2 separate regions of the Mus musculus genome follow, and region 2 is linked to region 1. The links are chromatin contacts, found by POLR2A ChIA-PET in ENCODE. All regions are on one chromosome and are shown on one strand. Each heading gives the region's core, a stretch centred on a gene start or an enhancer-like site at or near the end of the contact. The rest is flanking DNA. Distances are from core to core; before and after follow the strand shown.

Region 1 (6,675 bases), core at 1,665-4,164:
TTTCCTTCCCATCAGTTTTCCAAGTCACAGCTCTTTCCCTTTCCCCCTCTCGGTCTCCCTTTGTGGCAGCATGTAGCCCAGGCAGGTCTCAGACTTGTGGTAATCCTCCTGCCTTGGTCACCATGGAGCTGTCCAGATGTACGTCTGTGGGAAAGACCTTCCTCGGGTATTCTGGACTTGATGAGCGGACTGCACAAAGATCATAAGAACACTTCCAACAGTCTCAGGTACAATGCCTTGCCGCCTATAGACTGTTCTGATCAGTGCCTTACCTCCAGGACTGGTCTCTGTCAACTGTGTTTCTCCCCTTCTTGAGTCTTTGCTCTGGGGATGATGACTGGGATATATTTCGATCCTGTGTTACATGCTGTGTGTCTGCTCCTTTGTGCTAGGATATTTTGTAGATTCTTGGTGTCTTTGCTTTCCCTGGAGTGGTTATGCTCAGACAAGGGATGCCCTGGGGTTTTGCTTGTTAGTTGGTACCAGGGACTGAACCAACCCCTGGATTAAATCCCCAGTCTCCATCCTTAGTACGCACTAACTCGCTGTGTTTTAGTTACGTTTCTATTGCTGTGAAGAGACCGCCAACCAAGACCCAAACAACTCACACAAGAGAGCTTTTAGTTTGTGGGTTCACAGACTCAGGGGGTCGCTGTCTAGGACCACCATGGTAGGAAGCATGGCAGCAGACAGGCAGCTGCTGTGCTATAGTGGAAGCTATGAGCAGAGCAGACAAGAGGAGGTGACAGCCAGGAGGCAGAGGTAGAGAGATTGACAGGCTTCTGAAGCCTAGACCCCACCCCCAGTGACACGCCCCCTCCAGCAAGGCCACGCCTCCGAATCTTCCCAAACAGTTCCACCCACTGGGGACCAAGGGTTCCAACATACAACCTGACGTGGGCCATTCTGTTTTGAACCACCATATACCAGGACTGTTTTTTGGGGTTATTTTGGTTTTGGTTTTGGTTTTGGTTTTTTTTGTTTGTTTGTTTGGTTGGTTGGTTGGTTTTTTTTGTTTTTTTTCAAGACAGGGTTTCTCTGTGTAGCCCTGGCTATCCTGGAACTCACTCTGTAGACCAGGCTGGCTTCAAACTCAGAAATCCACCTGCCTCTGCCTCCCGAGTGCTGAGATTAAAGGTGTGTGCCACCAACGCCCGGCCACTGGGACTGTTTTAACATGTCTTTGATCATAGCAAGGTGGTAGGTTACCAATGAACAGAACAGGTTACACTTTCAACCAAAATAATGTGAAATGTAGGAATATATGAGCCAACCAGAAAAACAAAACAAAACAAAGGGTACATTGTAAAATTCCGTGGATTATAAGATGCCCTGAGTATCCTAGGTGTTAGTCAGGTGTTTTTAAAGCACATCTCACAATCAATAACATGATTGTTTCTCCTTCAAATCTTAGGTCTTTAAACAGGGGCTTAAATCAGGAGAGCCTCAAGTCTCCCTTCCTCTCAGAGCAATGGCCATCAGCTCCCTACCCTTTCCCACTCCCCGTCTCTTACAATGCCAGCTTTTAGGTTATCCAGACTATGCCTTGGGATCACCAAGGCCAGACAAAACACAAGCCATGCCAAGTTGGAGCCGTATCCTTTTTTTTTTTCATAGCAGAATATTTCCACTTTATTGTCTGTAAACTTTTCTCTGGTGAGCACAAAGCCGGAACACCCAAAGAGAAAGAGGGAGCACCGTAAACAGACAAGAAGAAGGGGGAGCACCCTCCACATTTGGAACTCCAAGCAGACAGCCAGACCATTGCCACTGTGGTGGACAGAGTGTGACACTGGGGTGGAATAGCCCAGGGGACAGCAAAAGAAGGGAATCCTCCACTGCGGGAGAAGCCCAAGCCATGCGGAGAACCAGGGAAGCTCCAGTCTCCTCCCCATCCTCCTTTCCACGCATGGCCCACAGCAGCAGAGCTGTAGACCTACTCAGGGTTGGGTTGGAGCAAGTTCGGCCAGCCACACTGCTGACTCCTGTCTTGCCCTGCAGGCGGCTGTGCGGAGGAGAGGGAAGGGAGATCTTGCTTTCTAAGTCTGGGAAGAAGCCTGAGGACAGGGGAGCAAGGTTTGAGGGAGGTGGGAAAGTAGTCCCAGCCCTTCTCCCATTTTTACGACGGTGGGCACTGGGGAGGGGGCTGCAGTGCCATCTCCTGGGCCCTCAGCACCTCACCCAAGGCTATGCTGCTCTTCTGTGGCTGGTGAGCTGTCGGGTGCTCCTTCTCAAGACATCCAGTGCATTCTCATCAACATGGCTGCTCCTTGTCTAAAGTGTCAAGAGGGTGGAAGACCCTTCCACACTCAGCGCCTATGGTTTAGGTGCATGCCCAGGCCTTCTCGAATACCTGATGTGGGCTTATGCACTCGAGCCACTCTGTCCCTGTCACACGTCTGTCAAGTCTCCATCAAGTCAGTGCTGGAGCACGCTGGACCTCTCTGGAGCCAGCGTGATGCCTGAAGCATAGCAGATGATGTCCGGCTGGCCCTTGCCAGCTCCACCGCCTTGGTTGTCCCTGCCCAGCTTTCGTCACACGTCTGTGCAACCTCCCTCGTCTTCTCTTTTCACCCTTTGGCATCGTGCTGGGGCCTCCTCCTGCCTCCTTCACCCTTGGAGAAGCGTTGCTAGTCTTTACCTTCACGTATCTGTTTGTACCTTTGTCAGAGTCTGAGTTTTCCCAGGAACTGGGGAGTGGAGCCGGTAAGGGGACAGCAACTGCTGTGGGCTAGAGAACTTGGGCATCTAAATCTACTTCATGGCACGGCTCAGCTCTGGCACTCCCAGGACCGCAATTCTGAGACAATAATAGCCTAGCTCTCTAACACCATTATCCAGCCACTTCCCACCCCACCAGGTTATCTTTCCTGGAGCCTCCGAGCAGCCTCGTGAGAAGATGCACAGATTAGTCATTTCCTCTAACCCAGTTAAGACGGCTCCCTTAAGCCGCCGGCCGCGGGAGGTTCCCCGTTAAAGCAAAGCAGCTGGAAAGGGCTTAGCCCTTTAATGCCAGCAGCTGTATCTCCAATGTGGCTGCTCTGCTGAGGGGCTGGATGCTATCCAGAAGCATCCTCCCGTTTAGCCCTCGTCAGTGCACATTAGCCCAGGAGGGGAGAGCAGCCAGCTCCCTGGGAGGAAAGGCGGTACTTTATTCAAGCACCCCCCCCCCACACACACACACCCCTACGCCTCACTTTCCAAAGAAAAATCCCAGCCCCTTTGTATCTCTCTAGCTACTGCATTCTGAGCGTATCATCGCACAGGCAGAATGTCCTCTGTAGTAGGAACAACTCACCTAAGGACAAGGTCACTTGTTAGTTTTGACAACAGAAAGACTTTGGACCATTAACCACATGGACTCCATGGGCTGGAAGTTCATTTTCCCCCTCTCGGAAGTCTAACAAATTCTTCTGATCCCAGGCATGCAGACACGTGGACACAACTCCGTGGAGAGCACTGGGCCCCGGGGTTGACGAGGGGGAAGGCTGAAGAGCCTCAGAAAGGCCTGGCACAGCTCAGGCTGCTGGAGAGATCACTCCAAGACTTCTTACTCAGAGCCAGATGGTAAACATGAGTCGGAGTGAGAGCTAATGCCACTCAGAGGGAAAGCCAGGGAGCTAATCCCTTGACATGTTCCTCAAAGCTGGCTGATAGTTCGGCTCAGGCTTGTCTGTCTTTGGCTTGGAGCTTCATGGCACAGAGGCTCCGCACGGGTGGCCTCACAGAAAGAGGACAACCTCGCACGCGCATACCTGTTCTCCTCCTTCCACACAGAAAACTTCCCAGGACCACCGAGTCCTCCACACTGTTGAGCAACGTCCCACCCAGCAGGAAGTCTGCCCCAGTCCCCTGCCTGCAGTGTGCCTGTCCCCCCAACTCTTTCTGCTCTAGAATGCAAACTGTATTTACACAGAGATCTCAGTGGAGTCACTTACAAAGCTGGGCATGGTGGCATCCCTTTGACAGGGAGATCTAGCCCCAACTAAGTTCTAAGTTTATTTTGTTGAGCGGTGGTGGTGCACACCTTTAGTCCCAGCACTTGGAAGGCAGAGGCAGGTGGATTTCTGAGTTCAAGGCCAGCCTGGTCTATACAGTGAGTTCCAGGACAGCCAGGGCTACACAGAGAAGCCCTGTCTCAAAAAAAAAACAAAACAAAAAATAAAGATTTATTTTATGTATATGAGTACACTGTAGCTGTACAGATGGTTGTGAGCCTTCATGTGGTTGTTGGGGATTGAATTTCTAGGACCTCTGTTTGCTCTGGTCAACCCTGCTCCCTCAGTCCCTGCTGCTCTGGCCCAAAGATTTATTTATTATTATACATAAGTACACTGTAGCTGTCTTCAGATGCACCAGAAGAGGGTGTCAGATCTCATTAGGGATGGTTGTGAGCCATCATGCGGTTGCTGGGATTTGAACTCAGGACCTTCAGAAGAGCAGTCAGTGCTCTTAACCACGGAGCCATCTCGCCAGCCCTTCAAATAAGTTCTTATAATGATGAGAACATAAAACTCCAGAATACAAATGATTTCTAACCACTTATTATAGCTTTGTGTTTGTCCGTTTAACATACATGGGTTTGTTGGCAAGTGTGTCTGAGCACCACATGGAAACCAGGTGGATCTCCTGGAACAGGAGTTGCAAGCTGCTGTGTAGATGCTGGGAATCAAGCCTGGTGTCCTCTGGAAGAGCAGCCAGTTTTGTTAATCACTGAGCCATCTTTCCAGTCCGTCCTTTACTTTGCAGTCAACTTTACCTTGGTTTTGTCTGCAGTTCTCTCGCATGCTACTCAAGCACTCTCCCACTGAGTTGTACCCCCAGCCGTTCCTGAGAATTTGAGAATTTCACAAATGGTCTCACTAAGTTGCCCAGAACTCACTATCTCAGGTAGGATGCTAGAGTCCTAGGCTTGTGCTTCCATGCTAGCTTTGCCCATTTACTATCTGACCATTTGGGGATGCAAATAATACTGAGCTTAAGTAAGGGTAAGGGCAACTTCAACCATTAGGTATTAAATACCATTGCAAGGATTCTGCTGTTAAGAAGTCTGCAATAGCATCCACTATTGCTGACTAAGAGTTGGAATTCCCAAGTTCTAATCCCAGGTCAACTATAGTTTGTGGACATTTGGGTCAAATCATCTCACTGAATTTACCAACTGGGACACACCCACCCATCCTTCTGGCCTCTGAGGGCACGGTGAGGGCAAGTAATAACACTTGAATAGACTAAATCACTATGTAAGTGTCCTAGAGGCTTGGAGAGGTGGCTCAGCAGTTGAGAGCACTGGCTGCTGGTGCAGAGGACCAGGGTTCCACTCACAGCATACACCCGGTGACAAGAGGCATCTGCGATCACAGTTGCAGGGGATCCGGCATCTTCTTCATGGGCACTGAAATCATTAATGCGTGCACACCCATGCAGGAAAAACACTGAAGACCCAGAGTAAATCAATCTAAAGAGGCACTTTCTAAGTCCTGGAGAGTTTACGGAGAATGTACCCTTAATTTCAGTGATGAGCAGGAATAACTAACTGGCAAAGGCTTCATCAGAAGACTCCATATTTATTTGTGTCTGAGCCAGCCACAGAGATGCTGGCCAGTTGTGTGGGGTATGATAAAAACGAGAGGGCTGGTAGAGTGGCTGCCTAGCATGCATGCACATGAAACCCTGGGTTTGATCCCTACCACCATGCACTGCTGTGGCGGTACATAGCTGTTACCGTAGCATTCTACACAGGGAAGCGGAACAATTACAAGTTCAATGTCATCCTCCAATACTTTGTCAGTTTCCAGATGAGTAGGGGCTACATGAGCCCCTATCTCACAAACAAAAATAAACCGAACCCATACAAACCAAACCCCCACTTCCAACCATGAGTCCTCGAGTGGTCTTCTTTCCCATCCTACGTGATGACAGAGAACAAAACTCTCACTGCAAGGTTATTCCTGGTGGCACTGGCCATCTTCCACCTGACTTCTTGAATAGCAACCATCAACAAATATAGTTCTGAGAATTACAGTCTAACGAATTACATAAGCTAGGGAGCTCCTGGCCTGGTGCCTTTCTACGTTTACAAAATACTCTAGCTACAGGAAGCATATTTAAAAAAAAAAAAAAAATGACCAGTTCTTAGGTTAAGTGGTCATTCTCCAAACCCTGTGTGCACTAAAAGCACATGGGCCCAGCTCCACAGGTTTACATAGTCTCTGCGTCCTAATGACAGCTGAGTCTGAGTCCTCACCAAGCCCATGTTAAATAACGTACACTGGTTAAGATTCTACTGACTTAAACGCTGAACCACATGGTCATACTCACTTCTCAAAGCTGGACTTCCACAGCAGCTCTTTCTCATTCACGTTAAAAGGCCCTAGGAAAAAATAGGCAGAACAGCACATCCCCAAATGTATATTATATGCGTAGAATAATGTTTGTGGCTATGTACATATACATGGGTACCACAGCCCACACTCAGCTGTATAAGCAGAATGATATAAGAGGCCATGTACATATACATGGGTACCAGAGCCCACAACAGGCACACTGTATGTGTAAAATAACGTACGAGACTATGCAGATATACATGGGTACCACAGCCCACACTCAGCTGTACATGGAGAATGATATAAGAGGCTATGTGCATATTTATGGGTACCAGAGCCCACAGCAGGC
Region 2 (7,737 bases), core at 3,059-5,558, 37 kb after region 1:
ATTAAAACACACAAGCACACAGTGCTTAACATGGTGTCTAGACATGAAATAGACACAGTACTTGTCACGCCACCTCAGCATCATTGTGAGTAGAGGCAGGACAGTGACGCTAGGACCCTACCCACGCAGACGGCTTCACTTTTGGTCAGTAACTCCTGAGGCCATCTACAGAGTGGAAAGGACACCACCCGCCTCACAGGAGAATGCAAATGCAGGTGAGAATGCTGTAACACATAAACCGAACCCTATCGAAAGTACAGCTAATGAAAACAAGCCTGGGTCTTTGTGTGGTTCCGGGTCTGATAGCTGTTAATTAGATTCTGGAAGAGTGATTCACAACTCTAGTAATTTCCCCTAAGTTGTCTAGACTGTCTCCACATGAGGCTCCACTGAATTCAGAAGCACAGACTATTTTTTAAAATAGTACTACATAATATTTAATATATGCCTTTGCTGTGAATTGAGTACTAAACTTGACATTTCACATTTTTCCTTCATGTGAATCTAATTAACTAAGCTGCCATTTCACAGACAACTTAAAGGCTCAGAAACCTGAAATGACTAAACGCTGAGCCCCCAGTGACACCCAGGTGTCTGTTTTCTTTCCACCCTAACACACTAAAATATTATAAAGCAGAACAGTCACGCAAAGCACAGCCATGTGTATAAACACAGGTGTCAGCTAGAACCCAGAGCAGAAAGACTGCAAACTTCTGGCCTGTCTCACAAGCTGTCCTTGATGAAGCTCCTGCTTCTGAAGAGAGCTCGTTTTCCCTCCTCTAATAGAGGTTTGCTCAGCAAATATAGGTTTGGGAATCAAAACTTGGTTTAGTAAAATATACTTCTTTTTATGTGCTGGGGCTCATATAGTCTTACTAACCATCTACAGAAGTGACTCTCAGGAATTATTTATAGATGACAAACCCCACCCCTCTGCATGACTACTGACTCTCAAATCATAATGTGGAGAGGTAAAACTCACTCGGCCTTTTCAGTGTCAGTTGAGAATGGCTTTAATTTTCCTGCTCGGCCACATTTTCATCCCCCCCCCCTTTATTATTTAGCAGCATGGCTAGGAGATGCAGTAATGTGAGAGGAGGCAGAAGCAGTCGAGCTGCAGAGCGCTGCTCTCAGCTGTGGAGCAGCTGTCACTTGCAAAGCAGAGGCTGCTGCCTTTTGACAACACTGCAAAGGCCCCTGTGAGCACTTTAAACAAAAGGTGCCCAGAATCTCAGCTGCTATTGATGGGAGCCCCAGAGGTAAAGAAGTCACTGTGTTACACTCCCTATCTGTGAGTATCCCTAAGGGAGCAATTTGGCAACACCAGGAGAAAGACTCTCAGCTTGCTATGATTGCTTTGAGCCCCCAATTTAATTTCAATCACCCAGGAAAGAGACAGACAGTCCTTCAGAACAACAGACTATTACAGATCTTACTGCAGGGTATCCTGGGAAAGGCATCTATACTCGTCCTACAAATAACATTATTAAAAAAAAAAACTATATATCAGGGTTTTTTTTTTTTTTTTTTTTTTTAGCTGCATCGAGTGTTACATTGCATAAGACAAAGCAACGGCAGATTGCTTGATTTTGTTTTCCAGCAAAGTATTTTAATGAAAAACATTATTATACACATTGCTGTTCTGGAGATTCCCAAGACATTAACAGTGTAGGTTTCCCACTGCCACAGACATACTCCTACTAAAGACAAGCTCAGACTAAGTTGCTTTCATTCAAAAGCACTCGAGAACAATTCATCTCCCTAAGTGTCCGGCTTCTGCTCTGTGTCAGAGGCTCCATCCAACTGACAGAAGAAATGCCATCGTGAGACCAATCGTCCCTATGAGCAAATCAATTGCAGAAAGAGTAAACAAAATGTTCCCAGCTCACCATGAGTGAAGACCAGAGGGGGGGAGGGGGGGAGAACTGGGTGTGATGGGTAAGTTCAGCACACTGACTGCTTCCTGTGAGGCCCACCCAGAGTCTGTCTCAGCAATCACTTTTCCTAGTGACTGCAACTCAGACAGACAGATCTCACAATGTGAATATATGCTGGGGGAGGGGAAAAGAATGACCTTTAAAGAGCACAACACAGACCTCATTACCCTCAGCCAGCCCTTTGCCCAGCATATTCCATCAGAGCTCCATAGCAGGGCACACACTGTGTTTGATTGTTAGCATCTTGTCTCCACTGAGCAAGCACTGAAGAGTTGGGCTACCACTGATCTAGTCATTCTCTTTGGACTCCGGTTTCCGGTTACTCTCTGCTGCCATCTCTAGCATGGACAGTCCCCCCATCTCATCCAGTCCCCATCCACCCCACCCCTGGGAGTTTACTTCTCAGTGAAGTCTCTTCCAGCCACACTATTTTCCATAACTCCTGGTTGCTTCTGCTCCAGAGCACTTGTCTCCACCTGATATGTTCACTTAGTTTACTGTCTGGAAAGCAAGGACTTTGCAGAGCCACTGGTATCTAGAACAGTGCCCAAGGCTTGGTGCAACAGGTTTTTTATTAATGTAGCATGGTATAAAAACCTTATATGGGGGGAAACCCAGGGGTAAAAGTCAATGTTATAATTCTATAAAGCTATCTCAAAAAACAAAAACCAAACAGAACCAAAAAAGTATAAGGCTAAGATTGGAGGGTCTGTATTTGTGGAGAGTTTGATAGAATGTCTCAGATCTGCAGCCAAATTATCTGAGTGATCTTTAGCTCCACTAACACACCAGACACCTCCTTGTGACTATCAGATGAAATTTTGGCCTGAATTACCTTTCACCCGGAGAATGGCAGCACACACCTTGAATCCCAGTGCTTAGGAGACATAGAGGTAGGCAGATCTCTGTGAGTTCCAGGCCAGCCTGGTCTACAGAGTTCCAGGACATACAGAGCTGTTACACACAGCAAAACCCTGTCTCAGAATAGAAATAAAAACAGAAACAAACACACACCTACCTTTCATCAACCCAAAAGCCAAGTTGACCAGCAGACAGCACTGAAGTCTAACACAGCATAAGAGTCCCTATCTTTACTGCACCCTGGCAGCCTGACATGCAGCCTCATCAGTCCACAGAGGTTTTAAAGGTTAGTAGAAGACAGTCTTACGTGAAATTACATGTACAATTGTGCTGGCCTGTAGCTCAGCTGATACCATGTCTCTCTAGCATGACAAGCCCCTGGTTTCTGTCCTCAACACAGCAAATACTGAGAATGGCAGATCACACATGTAATCTCCAAGTTATCCTGTAATGCCTGTAATCCCAGCACTCCAAGGACAGGAGGCTCAGAAGTCCAAGGTTATCCTTGGCTACAAGAGGCCAGCCTGGGCTACATAAGACACTACCACACATACACGGAGTCCAGTTTATTTAGGAGTGATAGAACTTTAAAAGGTAAACAGTAAATCCAATAACCTTCCGATACACTATTGGGAGTACTGCAGTCAGTCTCTCCCCCTCTTCCTCTCTTTCTTCCTCTCTTTCTGAGGCACAAAAACAAAGCTCTCATTCCAAGGGAAATGAGTGAGCCAAATATAAGTGACCCTGGCTAGTGAACATGAATCCAGAATACCAAAATACTACGTTGTGATATAACCATTCTCACTACGTTTTATAGTTAAGAACAAGTCTTAGCTTTTCTGTTGGTGGAAGCTGTTCATATAAATTAATACACCCCAAAGGGTTTCACATGCAAATCACAGAACAGTAGGTAGGTCAGTGACAGAGGTGGGCAATAAATTATTAAAAGGGGGGGGGGCCTGGAAAAAAAAAATCACCCGAGATAGGCTCCGAATTTGCAACATTCCAACTCTCCACAACTAGGGATGTTCTAATGAGCCTTGTGGGAGACAGCCTAGAAGGTAGAGGCTCTCCACGTCAGGCCGCCGGGTTCCCCAAACACCTGATTTCTCCCTCAAAAGAGACTGTTCCTCGGAAAAGGGTATGAGGGGGCTCTCCCCGCCATTCCCACGCCCGGCACTGGGGCTCGCCAAGACCACCTTGAGGGAACCACACCCGCACCCGGCCGGCCACGCCTCAAAAGGACGCCCCGACTTTGCAAGGAGCGCCACGCCGAGAGCAGCCGGGTCCCGCCGCCCCCTCCCCTCGCCCGCCTCCCCGCCGCCCGCTCGCTCGCTCGCTCGCGACCTCGACCGGCTTACCGAGGCTCCCGGCCCCGCGCACACGCAACCCCGTCCGGCCCGCGGCGCTCACTCTCCGGCCGCCGCGCCCCAGGAGGGCTGCTGTCTACCAGCGACGCGCCTCACTAACGGCAGTGTAAAACCGCGCCGCCAGATCCGGTTCAAAATCACGCACCAGCCAATCACAGAGGAGCTCATAATCACGAAGACGCAAGTGTCAGGGCCAGGGGGCGGGCGCAAAACGGAATGGGCATGCGCATTACATTAGCGAGACGCCCGAAAGGCGGCCATTTTGACTAAGGGCACACACACAATTTTGCGGGAGTAGTGGGTGTTTCGTGGCCCGTGTAGGACTCACATTCCAGGCTCCAGCTTCCTTTCTTGCAATTATCCTAATGACCTGTTGACTAATTGCATATTATTTCTTGCCTCCTGTTTCCCCACGCAGTCAAATAGGACCCTTGGAAACTAATAACTGAATAGTTTTCGGGTCTCACTGTAGAATAGGAAGAATTCCAGAAGGAGACAGAGCAGCAATCATTTTAACCATATTTACTGAGCTATAATTATCCCTCCATTCATTCACGCATTCATTCAGACTTCTATTTGATGCACAGTAAGTATGCCAACTTCATAGCAAGCACTCTGCTAGGAATCAGAAAAAAATACCGATCATGTGGTCTCTGCTTTCCAGTAGCTATGAATGGGGGAAGACAGCTCAAGAAAACAAATAGAAATGCAAAATGAAGTGTTATAATTCCATTTAATAAGTGGCACTTAAAATTTGGCGTCGTATTGGTACAGAGGCTTTGAAACTTTGAAAGATCTGGACCCAACATCAGAAATGCCTTTTACGTACACCAGCAAACTATTCATCTTAATCTATTAGTGTGTTCCCAATGTTTCTGTTCCTTTTTTTGTTATGTCTCTGTGTTGGTGTCCCTTCCTTCCTGAATTTACTAATTACTGGTAGGTGTGGCTACTAGCAACTTGACAAAATACTGGCTAGCTAGAGTTTACTAGAAACAGTGATCCAGGTACACCCCTTTAACCCCAGCACAGCAGAAGCAGATTTCTGTAAGTTCAAGGCCAGCCTGGCCTGCCTCAGAAGTCTAACCACCAAGGGAACTGAGCCCTTCCTCGAACTCTTTACAACCGTGGTATTTTCAAAGGCAGTTCTGGGTGGGTGTGGTGGCACACACCCGAAACCCCAGCACTTAGGGCGTGGAGGCTGAGGGATTAAGACCAGCCTCTGCTACTTAGTTTCACACCAGCCTAAAACAAACAAAAAATCAGATCCAACCATGGCTCTTCCTTGCTGAAAACCATTAACCGTTTCACTTCTCCTCCTTAAAAAAAGATCAGGGTCTTTAACAGGGCTCCCCTAACCTGGGCTTCCGGGCTCTCCAGCTGCCCCTCCTGACTCCCTCCTGTCTACAGGTCCTGAAGTGCACCAAGCTACTCTTAGCATCCAGCGCTTGCAGAACTCTTGCTGTTCCGTCTGCCCCAAACATCCTTCCTGCCCATTCCCCCAACTTCATTTGACTAAGTCCTATCTGTCCTTTGGGCAACTTGAATTATTATTATTATTATTTTAATGCTTTCTTCAAAGGAGTCTATGCTGCCTGCCTCTGTGTGCTTTTGCTATAATTTCTAGCTCCCTTCCTCCTCTGTGTGAGTTACCTCATCGTTTTCTGATTCTTCTAGTTACTTTTGTAGGGCCTTCCACGTGCTGTGCTTTGGCTCAGGCATCTATAAGTGGAAACAATGTCTGACTCTCGGGGCCTTTCAGACATCCTTGTAAAATGAAGCACATGTCCCAGTACCAAGTATCTGCTCAGTAAATACCCCCTTGCTTTGCTGGCCAGTCCATCGGCTTCCAGAGAACCGCAGTAGGACTCCTTTGATTTACTGCTGCATTTAGCATGGTAGGCAGCCCCAACAAAGTCATTCAAGTGCAGGTGAGTTGAACTCTACCAGATGGTGGCAGTATTCCATCCCACCACCCAATCTACATATTCCAAACGATGTCCGGTGATGGGCCGGCTGGAGTGGGGGTGGGTGGGGCGGGAACGGGATGGAGACACTGCCCTCCAACCCCTCCACGGAACCCAGGAGCCAAGTATCATCTCACTCAGCACCTTTTGCCTGATGCACCAGACTGGTGAGGACCTCCAAATTGAGTTTTGAGCATTGGGAGCTGGGGTCCACTTGAACTGGGAAATGCAAAGGCTCCAGTTCCAGGAAGCATAGGGTTCGATCCTAGCTCTGCCACTTACGGGAGGCGCTGGCTTTTAACCTGGTTCTTGAGTGTCGGGCCTCTGGAGACGCAGTGGTTTCGAGTGCCGGGATGCTGGTGGAGGCTGGCTAAGTCTGTAAAAGAGCTTCAGTGTGCGGGAACGCGCCGCCGTCGTGCGGCAAGTCATTCCCGTTGGAGCACGAACGCTAGGACCCTTGCTGGGCAGCCCCATCCCGCCCCGCCCGCCCGAACTCCTCCATGCCAGGAGCCAGACAGAGGCGCTGTCACCAGACTCACTGAGCGCTTTTGTCTTTTTACCTCGACTGCCCCACCCGGCTGTGACTTCCAGTTCCTTCTCATCTACTCTCAGCCTCTTTCTAGAAATACAAATTGAACCTCCTCCACTCAAGGGCCTCAGCATCACCAGCACCACCCCCAGTCCTGCTGTGAGCTCTCCTGCCCTGGGAAGGAGTTCGTCTTGCATACTTTGGGTACGGAGGGTGGAGGCCCAGGGTCAAACAGCACCAGGCTGAGGACTCTGTTCTGGGCCGGCGATCTAAAGGCAGATGAGCTGAGATTGATGTCTGAAGCATGGGCAGACTCCAACCCAGAAGGCAGAAAGGGAAGCAGGCAGACATATGGAGAGAAATGGGGAATCCATGCAGTGTGACTGAGGTGCACTGGAAGTCAGGGGACAAGACTGGAAATGATTTTCACAGAGCCATGTGAGACACCTTAATACCCGATCAAACTAGTTAAGTGTACTTCCTGGGGGTTCCCTGACTGTTTAATAAGTGCAATGGTATCAATAAATGATAAAGGCTGTTGGAGGGATTAAATCAAGCTATTTACAAAACTCAGCACAGAGCTAGGCACACACTGGTGTTTTGTTTTGACACAGTTCCACTTAGTTCAGGTTGCCCTTGAACTTACCAGGAAGTCAAGAATGATTTACCACACCTGGGCATGGATGGCAGGGGCCTCTGGCAAAGAAGCATTGTGTGGAATGAGTTACAGCCCAGCCCTCTATCACTTATGACTTTGTATCATCTTCCTTTGTCTGACCAGACTTCAGAGACACAGAGTCTCTCAAATTCTATCTCAGCTATCTTCAGAGAGAATACAGAGAAGCATGGTGTGGTAGTCTTTAATCCCAGCAAAGGCAAAGGCAGGTGAACCTCTGTGAGTTCAAGGCAAGCCTGGTCAGTTCCAGAATGCCAAAACCGCACAGTGGGAGTGGGAAGGGGCAGATCTGAAAAAAAGAGAAAGTAGGAAGGATGGGACCTAGAAAGCTGGGTAACAAGGCAGGGAAGCCTTTCTGCAGGTGGATAGCATGCTTGCCTGGTAATAGGAGGAAGCA

What was found. ChIA-PET counts read pairs that join two places held with the same protein, here RNA polymerase II (POLR2A).
Region 2: POLR2A ChIA-PET joins it to region 1 with 14 read pairs in Patski. The contact joins the promoter of Racgap1 here to the enhancer-like site in region 1. POLR2A ChIA-PET finds 5 or more read pairs at or near these places in 3 of 5 experiments (Patski and embryonic stem cell).

Annotation. Positions count from the first base shown.
Region 1 is chr15:99,611,922-99,618,596 of GRCm38, forward strand. No RefSeq gene overlaps it. Among named protein-coding and RNA genes, the nearest start is that of Gm34765, 14 kb to the left of the region's middle. Within about 2 kb of position 2,915, at least 1 of the 3 ENCODE cell types and tissues checked has a DNase peak (open chromatin) inside an H3K27ac peak, as active enhancers do.
Region 2 is chr15:99,647,348-99,655,084 of GRCm38, forward strand. Racgap1 (Rac GTPase-activating protein 1) reads right to left here and starts at 4,309. Exons shown (of 17, transcript NM_001253808.1): 1 at 4,160-4,309.